Regions from separate parts of the Homo sapiens genome. Here regions 1 and 3 are each linked to region 2. The links are chromatin contacts, found by Hi-C or POLR2A ChIA-PET in ENCODE. All regions are on one chromosome and are shown on one strand. Each heading gives the region's core, a stretch centred on a gene start or an enhancer-like site at or near the end of the contact. The rest is flanking DNA. Distances are from core to core; before and after follow the strand shown.

The links. Hi-C counts contacts between places; a loop is a spot of excess contacts on that map. ChIA-PET counts read pairs that join two places held with the same protein, here RNA polymerase II (POLR2A). Pooled maps may share reads with other maps.
Region 1: a loop to region 2 is called in a pooled map, with 5 times the contacts of the local background. The contact joins two enhancer-like sites. A Hi-C loop is called at or near these places in 1 of 168 maps with a recorded cell type or tissue (CD14-positive monocyte) and 6 of 50 pooled maps. POLR2A ChIA-PET finds 5 or more read pairs at or near these places in 2 of 52 experiments (BJ and OCI-LY7).
Region 3: a loop to region 2 is called in a pooled map, with 3 times the contacts of the local background. The contact joins two enhancer-like sites. A Hi-C loop is called at or near these places in 3 of 37 single-sample maps with no recorded cell type and 6 of 50 pooled maps. POLR2A ChIA-PET finds 5 or more read pairs at or near these places in 1 of 52 experiments (CD4-positive, alpha-beta T cell).

The regions. Positions count from the first base shown.
Region 1 is chr12:45,667,822-45,670,626 of GRCh38, reverse strand. No RefSeq gene overlaps it. Among named protein-coding and RNA genes, the nearest start is that of LINC00938, 59 kb to the left of the region's middle. Within about 2 kb of position 1,451, at least 4 of the 41 ENCODE cell types and tissues checked have a DNase peak (open chromatin) inside an H3K27ac peak, as active enhancers do.
Region 2 is chr12:46,217,148-46,219,847 of GRCh38, reverse strand. All of the region lies in intron 5 of SLC38A1 (solute carrier family 38 member 1), which reads left to right. Among named protein-coding and RNA genes, the nearest start is that of SLC38A1, 51 kb to the left of the region's middle. Within about 2 kb of position 1,292, at least 15 of the 41 ENCODE cell types and tissues checked have a DNase peak (open chromatin) inside an H3K27ac peak, as active enhancers do; they include CD4-positive, alpha-beta T cell, where a contact is called at or near this core.
Region 3 is chr12:47,191,883-47,194,582 of GRCh38, reverse strand. All of the region lies in intron 2 of PCED1B (PC-esterase domain containing 1B), which reads right to left. Among named protein-coding and RNA genes, the nearest start is that of MIR4698, 5.4 kb to the right of the region's middle. Within about 2 kb of position 1,307, at least 4 of the 41 ENCODE cell types and tissues checked have a DNase peak (open chromatin) inside an H3K27ac peak, as active enhancers do; they include CD4-positive, alpha-beta T cell, where a contact is called at or near this core.

The DNA.
Region 1 (2,805 bases), core at 202-2,701, 550 kb after region 2:
ATTTGCCACCAGCTAGAAAAAGCCTGTTCTGTGAATAAGACAAGTGGTTATGAAAGAGGATGTGGTTGGGGTAGATTCAGTTTGTGGCAATCATTTTGAAGCATTCTAAGAAAGGCTTTATCTGTTGGAATACAGAAAAGTGGTATTAATTTCTCCACCTCTAAGTGTAATCATGGCACTTCCCCTTACTAATTCATGTATCAGGTTTGTTGTGAGGATTATGTGAATTAATATACGTGAAATGCTTGGACTATTGCCAGGCACATAGTAAGCTCTCAATAAATGTTATTTTCTTATTATATTTATAGAATGTTAATTATTATGAAGGTGGGCAGCTTCTGATGTGACTGCCAATGATCCCAACTTCCTGGTATTCATATCCTTGTGTAATCCCCTCCAGTTGAGTGTGGGCTTAGTTACTTGCTCTTAATAAAAAGAGTATGACAAAAGTGGTGGAAATACTAATGTCTATTAACAGTAGACAGTGGCTTGTATTTTGCTGGACTCTATATCTTTCCCAGCTTTCACACTTTGCAAACTACCATGTTTGAGAGGCCCACCTGGCACAGAATTAGGGATGGTTTCTGTCCAACAGGCTGCAAGGAACTGAATTCTAACAATAACCATGTGAGTGAGCATGGAAGTGGATCCTTTCCCAGTCGAGCCTTGGAATGACTACAGCCCCACAGGACACATTGATTGCAGCTTGTGAAAGACTCTGAAGCAGAGTACCTAGCTAAATTGTGTCCAAATTCCTGACTCACAGAAACTGTGATTTTGTTCTTTTAAGCCACTAAATTTCGGGGCAATTTGTTATGCAACAAGAAATAATACATTTTTTTTGTTATCAGTATCATAATAATCATTATTATTAGCAATATAACATAGAGTTAAGAATATGACCTTATTCTAGAATCAAATGGCCTGAGTTTGAATCCCAGCTCTTCCACTTACTAGCTGTTTGACCTTATGTCAATTATTTTCCTCAACAGCAAGATGGAGCTAATAATAGTTGTGAAGAGTAAATGAATTAATACATGTAAAAACTCAGGCACTTAGTAGGTGCTGTATCTGCTGGATGCTGCTATTATTTAATGAAGTGGAAACCAGTACACAGACCCTGCTCCTGCTAGTATTAGCCATCAGCTCTGGTTTTCTGTTAAAATCTTTTGCAAACCAAGAATTCTTTCTAGTTTTAGTTTATAAATACATTCAGCCCAGTGCTGAGGTGAGAGGCAAACAGAAAGAATAATGGTTTCTACATTATTTTATGAAGAGAAACTGAAAGTCCTTTCAAGTAAACCTTCTTAAAGATAAGGAATTGGTTTCGTTCTCTGAAAGAGAAGTGAAATTTCATGCCATCTTGTCATCTACACTCAAATATTGCATATTACTTAGATGGATTACAGTAGACAGGGGGATAAGCCCTTAGTTTACATTCACAGTTCTTACATGGCAGGCTCAGAGTAACCATACTATTGAATGCTGAGTCAAACAGAAGCCACAGAAGTAATTAGGTTCTAGTAGTCCAAGAAAGAGCTGGGCAGAGGCAAGGTCTAAAGAAATAACTTCACTAGGTAAGAGATTAAAATTTGAGCCAGTGTAAGATCAGACAAAAGCAAGCTTGAAAACAAAGAGGTCATTTATGGAGGCAAAGATTAGGTGTCAAAAGACCTTTAAAGAACAAAAATAATACATCACATTTGTATAGCACTTCAGGGTTTACCACACGTTTTAACACACAGTATTTTATTAGCTCCTCACAACAACTGGGTAAGGCAGTGCTAATATGCTATTCTCATTTTGAAACAAGGCAATGGAAGATCAGTGGGGTTAAGTTACTTACTTGAGTTCACACAGCCACTAAGTGGGATTAGAGTCAAAACTTCTTTCTGATCTGTGTGATAGAATATTTGGTGTGATAAAGCCATTGGGTTATCTTTTTTCATCAGTTCCTGTGTCATCCAAGATAGGATTATTTAGGACTTAACATTCTTGACCAGGAATGTATACTCTGTGAGCAGGGCATGGCAGACACCTTGTAAGTGAGCTTGAATTTTGAGTTCCAAGTTCCAAGTAGGTTTATTTTATTCCAGTTAACAAACTTTGCTTCTCTCCATATTCCTGTTCAGTAGCTATTTTGTGAGACGTTCCAAACTCCCTGAAATCTTTTGATAAAAATTAAGTAAGAAAATGTTAAGTTCCATGGATATTCGAAAGTAATGACTCCCTATTTAAAAACTACCTTGCACTAACTACCTATGACATTTTCACAATATTTTATGGTATAAGTTTGGAGTTGATTTCAGTATAGAAACACCATTTAATATAATGCGGAAAATGGCCCTGGATTATGCTTTTTGCAAACCATACCCGTCATACAATATAGCAACATGAGGTTTTTTTTTTTTATCTAACCTTAAATTTATCCTTCATAAGCAAATAGTTTATATGTCAGTTTTTATCTTTCTTTGCCAAATACTATGTATCAGTAATCTTTATAAATTTTTACTAAATATAAACAATGTGCCTAGGACCCAGAGATGTCCTTAGGCACTGTAGTCTAGAAAAGGACATAAGTTATTATGTCCATGTTAGGGATTTTTTCCTCTCCTTCTAACACTCAATGCCTTCATTATGTAGCCAGTTGAGTGTTTCACGCTGAGGCACCCTTTCAAATGTGCCATTCTTTGGAATGGCCTTAGGATTCTAGATCTTCCTCTTACTCAGCTGGTCTACTGAGTGCCATATGGTATATTAGGTTCTCTGACGATATAGAGTCTTAGTAGGTAAAAATATATGCAA
Region 2 (2,700 bases), core at 43-2,542:
TTTTGGTACAGTGTATTTTTCTTAGCCTGCAACAGACAACTTAACTATACTGGCTATGGTTTTACAGCATTATTTACCTCCATGATTGGTAGAATGCCTTCTCTGCTCACTCATCTGGTTTACAGTAGGCCAGGTTGGAGTTATCACAGTAGAGCAGGTTAAGTGTGGTGCAGAGAGTTGGATTTTCAAGGTTAGCTTGAACTTTTATTACTCACAGAGTGGTAGTTGGTTTAATTAGAAAACTACTCCTTTGTGGGCCAGTTAGTTTTGCTTTGTTCTCTGGCCACAGACTTTACCTTATGTCAGGCACATGATTTCAAAGATCTGCATCTATATCAGGGGTCAGCAAGGGACAGCCTGCAGACCAAAGCCACCCGCAGCCTCCTTTTGTGTGGCTGGCTAGGTAAGATTGACTTTTAATTTTATAAAGGACTTTAAAAAAGAAAAGATAGTTGTAAAGTGTACATTGTTCCATGAGATCTTTATAACAACCCTGTTAATTACCCCCATTTTATAGATAAAGAAACTGAAACTGCCTTTGCAAAATTATAACCAAGGAAATTATGACAGTGAAAGAAATCAGACCTAACCAACTCTATCTTGCTTCTAACCCTTAAGCTGTCCTTGTTCATTCCTGGGCATAGGCCGAACTAACTTTGGGAAGGAATTCAGTTCATGGTTTGACTGAAACAAAATTGGTAACAGCCCTTTTCCAAAAAGACCCCCTTCTTGCCTGGGGTCCAGTCTGCCTTTGCAGGACTAACAAATTAACTACACGATTAGAAATTACAGTTTAGGGGTCATGCAGCCTCTGGCTCCAAGAGTCTGAACCTCCCCAAATTGCTCCTCGGGGTAACATCATTATTGTAAAACCTAAGATCAGTGCTTGAGATATTTTGCAGAGCTGTACTCCATGTATCAGCTGACACCACCCAGACTGGTAATCTCGCCCAACCAGTTCTGCCATTGCACCCAGGAACAGAAGACAGCAAGAAAATCTTACTTCACCCCCCTATGATTTCATATCCAACTTAACCAATCATCACTCCCCACTTCCCAAGCCCCTAGCTGCCAAATTATCTTTAAGAACTCTGATCCCCGAATGCTCTGGGAGACTGATTTGAGTAATAATAAAACTCCGGTCTCCCACACAGCTGACTCTGCATGACTTACTCTTTCTCCATTGCAATTCCCCTGTCTCAATAAAGTGGTTCTGTCTAGGCAGCAGGCAAGGTGAACCCATTGGGCGACTACAAAACTAAAATTAACGGAGGCTAAGCAACTTGCCCAAGATGACTGACATCTGTGGGGAGGAGAGCAACAAGTCCATTGGGTGCTCCTCTTAAACCGCCTATTTCTCCTTAAATGTGTCTTGTTACCACAAAAACAGAATGGGAAAATATGAATGAAGCCCCCAATCCACCTTTCTACCGGAACAAAAGTCCCAAATACCCACCGAGAACAGCATATTCCTTTACTTCAACAGTCACATGGGATTTTTCTGTCACTCAAGAGTTAACATCTTTAGAATATGATAAAGAGTAGGGATCTAGGTTTGAGGAGAAGGGAAACGACTTGTCCTTGTGGAGTGGGAAAAGAGGAACGAGGACACATCAAGAGTGTCAAGAGTTATAAATGGAGTGCCCACAAAACCCACAGCCCTCTACCCACTATAGGTTAAAAACAGGAAGTGGTAGTGGTACATGGCGCTCTTTCTCACTGGTACAACATCCTCATTTAAGCTCAGACCTCCCTTTAACTTTTTTACAAAGAACCAACTAAACTAAAATTCTATTTTTACTGGGATACTTCTTTTAGATTCCTCTTTCTTTTGAGGATTATATTAGATACTATTTGAATTGGCCATCAGCAATGCATATTTATTTTTCTAGACAAAACAAAATACCTAACTGACAGTGAGGCTAGTTTAAGAAAAGCTTTGCACCACAGAGCTTAGATTTACCTACAAGGAAAGAAATGGAAAGAACGGTACAAATAATTGCTCTCCACCTGTTTCCTGCCTGGCCTTTTAAAACCACCCGTTTAATTCCCTAATCTAATTTGTAAGCATTATACATGATCACATGCTACAAGGTCACCGTGTGCTGGTCTTCTGACCCTCAGAATTTTGAAATTTGATCAGAATTTAGTGACTAAGAAGTCCACTTTAGGACTGAATAATTATGTTTCTACTCCTTTCTGTAAGTATTTTGTGAGCTCCTTAATCAAACAGGGATTCTATTAATGAGCTTAAGACTTAAACAAATGCAACTCTCCCCTAAAAAGGGGTTAAAATAATAATACTGTCACTTGAAAAGTTCTTTATATTTTTATTGTAAAACTAAGATAACCATTAAACCATTTTGAAAATGCATAAAATAAATGAAATAAAGTATAAAGAAAACACGCAAAGTCTCTCTGTTCGGAGTGTTCAGGCTCACCTTAGACAAGCTCCATTAACATTTCAATGTATTTCATTCTAAGATTTTTGTTTGGTCTTATTTTTTACAGTGTTATTCCACTCTGGATGTTTGACTTTGATAGACAATGCAACGTGATGGGTAGGGACTTTGGAGTCATACTACCAGGGTTTGAGTGCTCTGACACTAGCTGTGTGACCTTAGACAAAATACTTAACCTCCTTGTTACCTTATTTACCTTATCTGTAAAATAAGGATAGTAATAGTACTACTCATAAGT
Region 3 (2,700 bases), core at 58-2,557, 970 kb before region 2:
ATTGATTTTCTTTACACTAAGGAAATTTCTCTTGTGTTTGCAATAAGTAGCTATCAAAGGGACATTTGTGGTTCTAAATTAGTTCCAGTACCTGTAAAGAGACCCATCCCAGCAAGGTGCGGTGGCTCACGCCTGTAATCCCAGCACTTTGGAAGGCCTAGGCAGGTGGATCACGAGGTCAGGAGTTCGAGACCAGCCTGACCAACATGGTGAAAGCCCATCTCTATTAAAAATACAAAAATTAGCTGGGCGTGGTGCTGCGCGCCTGTAATCCCAGCTATTCAGGAGGCTGAGGCAGGAGAATCACTTGAACCCAGCAGGTGGAGGTTGCAGTGAGCTGAGATCGTGCCACTGCACTCCAGCCTGGGCGACAGAGTGAGACTCCATCTCAAAATAAAAAAAGACCTATTCCTGAGAGGAGGCAGGCAGTGGGGAGACAGATGTGTTTCAGGAGCATGGAGGGAAGTTATCTGAAAAATGCTGGCTGCAAAGGGCAAGCGGCCACTCCTGCAAGGAGGTCTCAACACAGTATGACCAAGGGCCCTGCAGGTGGCAGAGCACAGCAAAAGCACAGCAAGAGCATGTGGTATTTATTCAAAGCCAAGGGAGGTAGGCAGGAAACCAGAATGCAGCTTAGTGAGGGCAAGAGCAAGGCAGGGCCCCAGCCCCAGCAAGACTGAGCAATGAAATGGCTTTAAAATAACAACAATCTGCAGTTATCAAAACTGGGGCCAAAATGGCAGACACCCTGAAATAAACTGGTGAAATGCAATCTTAAAACAGATGAACAGCAAATGAGCTAGAATCTTGGAGACTATTTGGTTGCCTCATATGATTTATAGGACTGGAGCAATGTTGCTGATCCTTATACTGAAATTTATGTCACGGGGAGAAAATATAATTCTAACTTACTAGAGAACCATGATTGAAGCTACTCAGGGCTGAGTGGGCAGAAGTATATCTTTGTCTCTGAGGGAAATTGTAAGACTTGCTTGTAGTTTATAAAAGTCATCCATAATTTTTAATCTTTTGTTTTGGGGGTCAGCCAAAATCCTACACCCTAACTATTGTAATCCAGGCGAGTGAAGGCAGTAATCTGAATTACCATGGTGATTGAGGGTTGGGGAGAAGGTGATGGGCTGAAACAATGACTGGAGTGGAAAGGGGGAAGGGGGCAGGAATTCAGGAATTGTGAGCAGGGAATTATTATAAAGAATGGTTCCCTGGTTTCTGCATTGGCTTGAACAACTCTGAGTGGACAGTGATGCTCATAGGAAGTGGGGACGGTCAGATGCCGGAATGCAAAATCCGGTCTCACTTTGTACTTCCTGTGTGAACCTGAGTCAGTTACTCAACCTCTCTGAGGATACAACAAATTTGAGAGTTCATATTTTGGTACATATGAGAGTCTATTAATTGTTAAGCCCTACAGTAAGTGATGAGAGTAATAAGACAAATAGAATACAGCTCTTGAATTCATTTTTTGCAGTCAGCTAGGAGAGACATGCAAAAACAATTAGCAAAATACAATGGGAGAAGCGCTAAAATATCTGTGTGCATAAAGCATTCAGTAAGCCCAGAATAATGTACTCTGCTTGCAAATATGGGGATAAGGAAGGTCTCATGTAGACGTGAGGAAAGAAGAATGGACATTGGAGCTAGGCTTGAATGAATAGTTTCACCAAAATACATTTTCTTTGTGATCTTAGACAAATTAATCTCTCCGAGCCTTAGTTTCCTCAGTTGGGGTTAATGATAGTACTTGTCTCAAGGAATGATGGTTAAATGAAATAATGCATGAAAAATCCTCAGCACAGTGCCTGTTACACAGCAAGAACTCCATGAATGTTTGCTATTTTTATTACCATTATTGCTATGGAGAGCCCTGGGAGTCAGTCAGCTCTGATGGACTCAATGATGTATCAAAGTCACAGCTAGTTAGTACCAGAGACTGGACCAGGATCCAGGCTGCCACTTTTATTCTCTAAAATGAAAGGAGAGCTCTGCCCTCGTCCAATTCCACTTTTTCCACTGAAGATTAAATTGGATTCTTTTATGTAAAGTGGACTCTCCAAGTGACTTTTCCCAAAGGAAAGTTTTGAATGAAATCATTTACCATTTGAATGAGCTCATATCCAAAAGGAGCACCCATTTGGATAGAGCCGATCAGTCTGCAGTATATACAATTTCACTTTGCTTACTGGTCATCTCCATTTTTTTTCCAGGCTACATATTTTTCTTATTTCAGCCTTCTAAACTCCCTGTTCTCTGCAGCCTATTTAATTGACTTTCATATCAAAGGAAAGTGAAAGCAAAAATAGGTTTTACTTATAATCAACATGCATTTACTGTTTGTCGTGATTTAGAAGCTCTTTGCTGGCACTATGGAAAGAGGCAAAAAAAAAAAAACAAAAAAAAAAAGCGTAGCCTCCATTTTTGAAATAGTTAAAGCAAGCCAGATCCACATAAAATAAGAAAACAGTAATTCTAGAACAATGTATAGATATTCTACAGTGATACGGGGTGGATTGAATACATTTATACAAAGGAGGCAAATTAAATTGGTGTTCTATTGAGTTGGAGTTAATGAGGATGTACAGAGAGAAAACAGTCAATCATTTCTGTGGCAAGCGCCATGTTAGGTGCTCCTATAGAGTATCTAAAGAAAATGATGTCTGAGTTAGCTCAAGAAAATGGTAA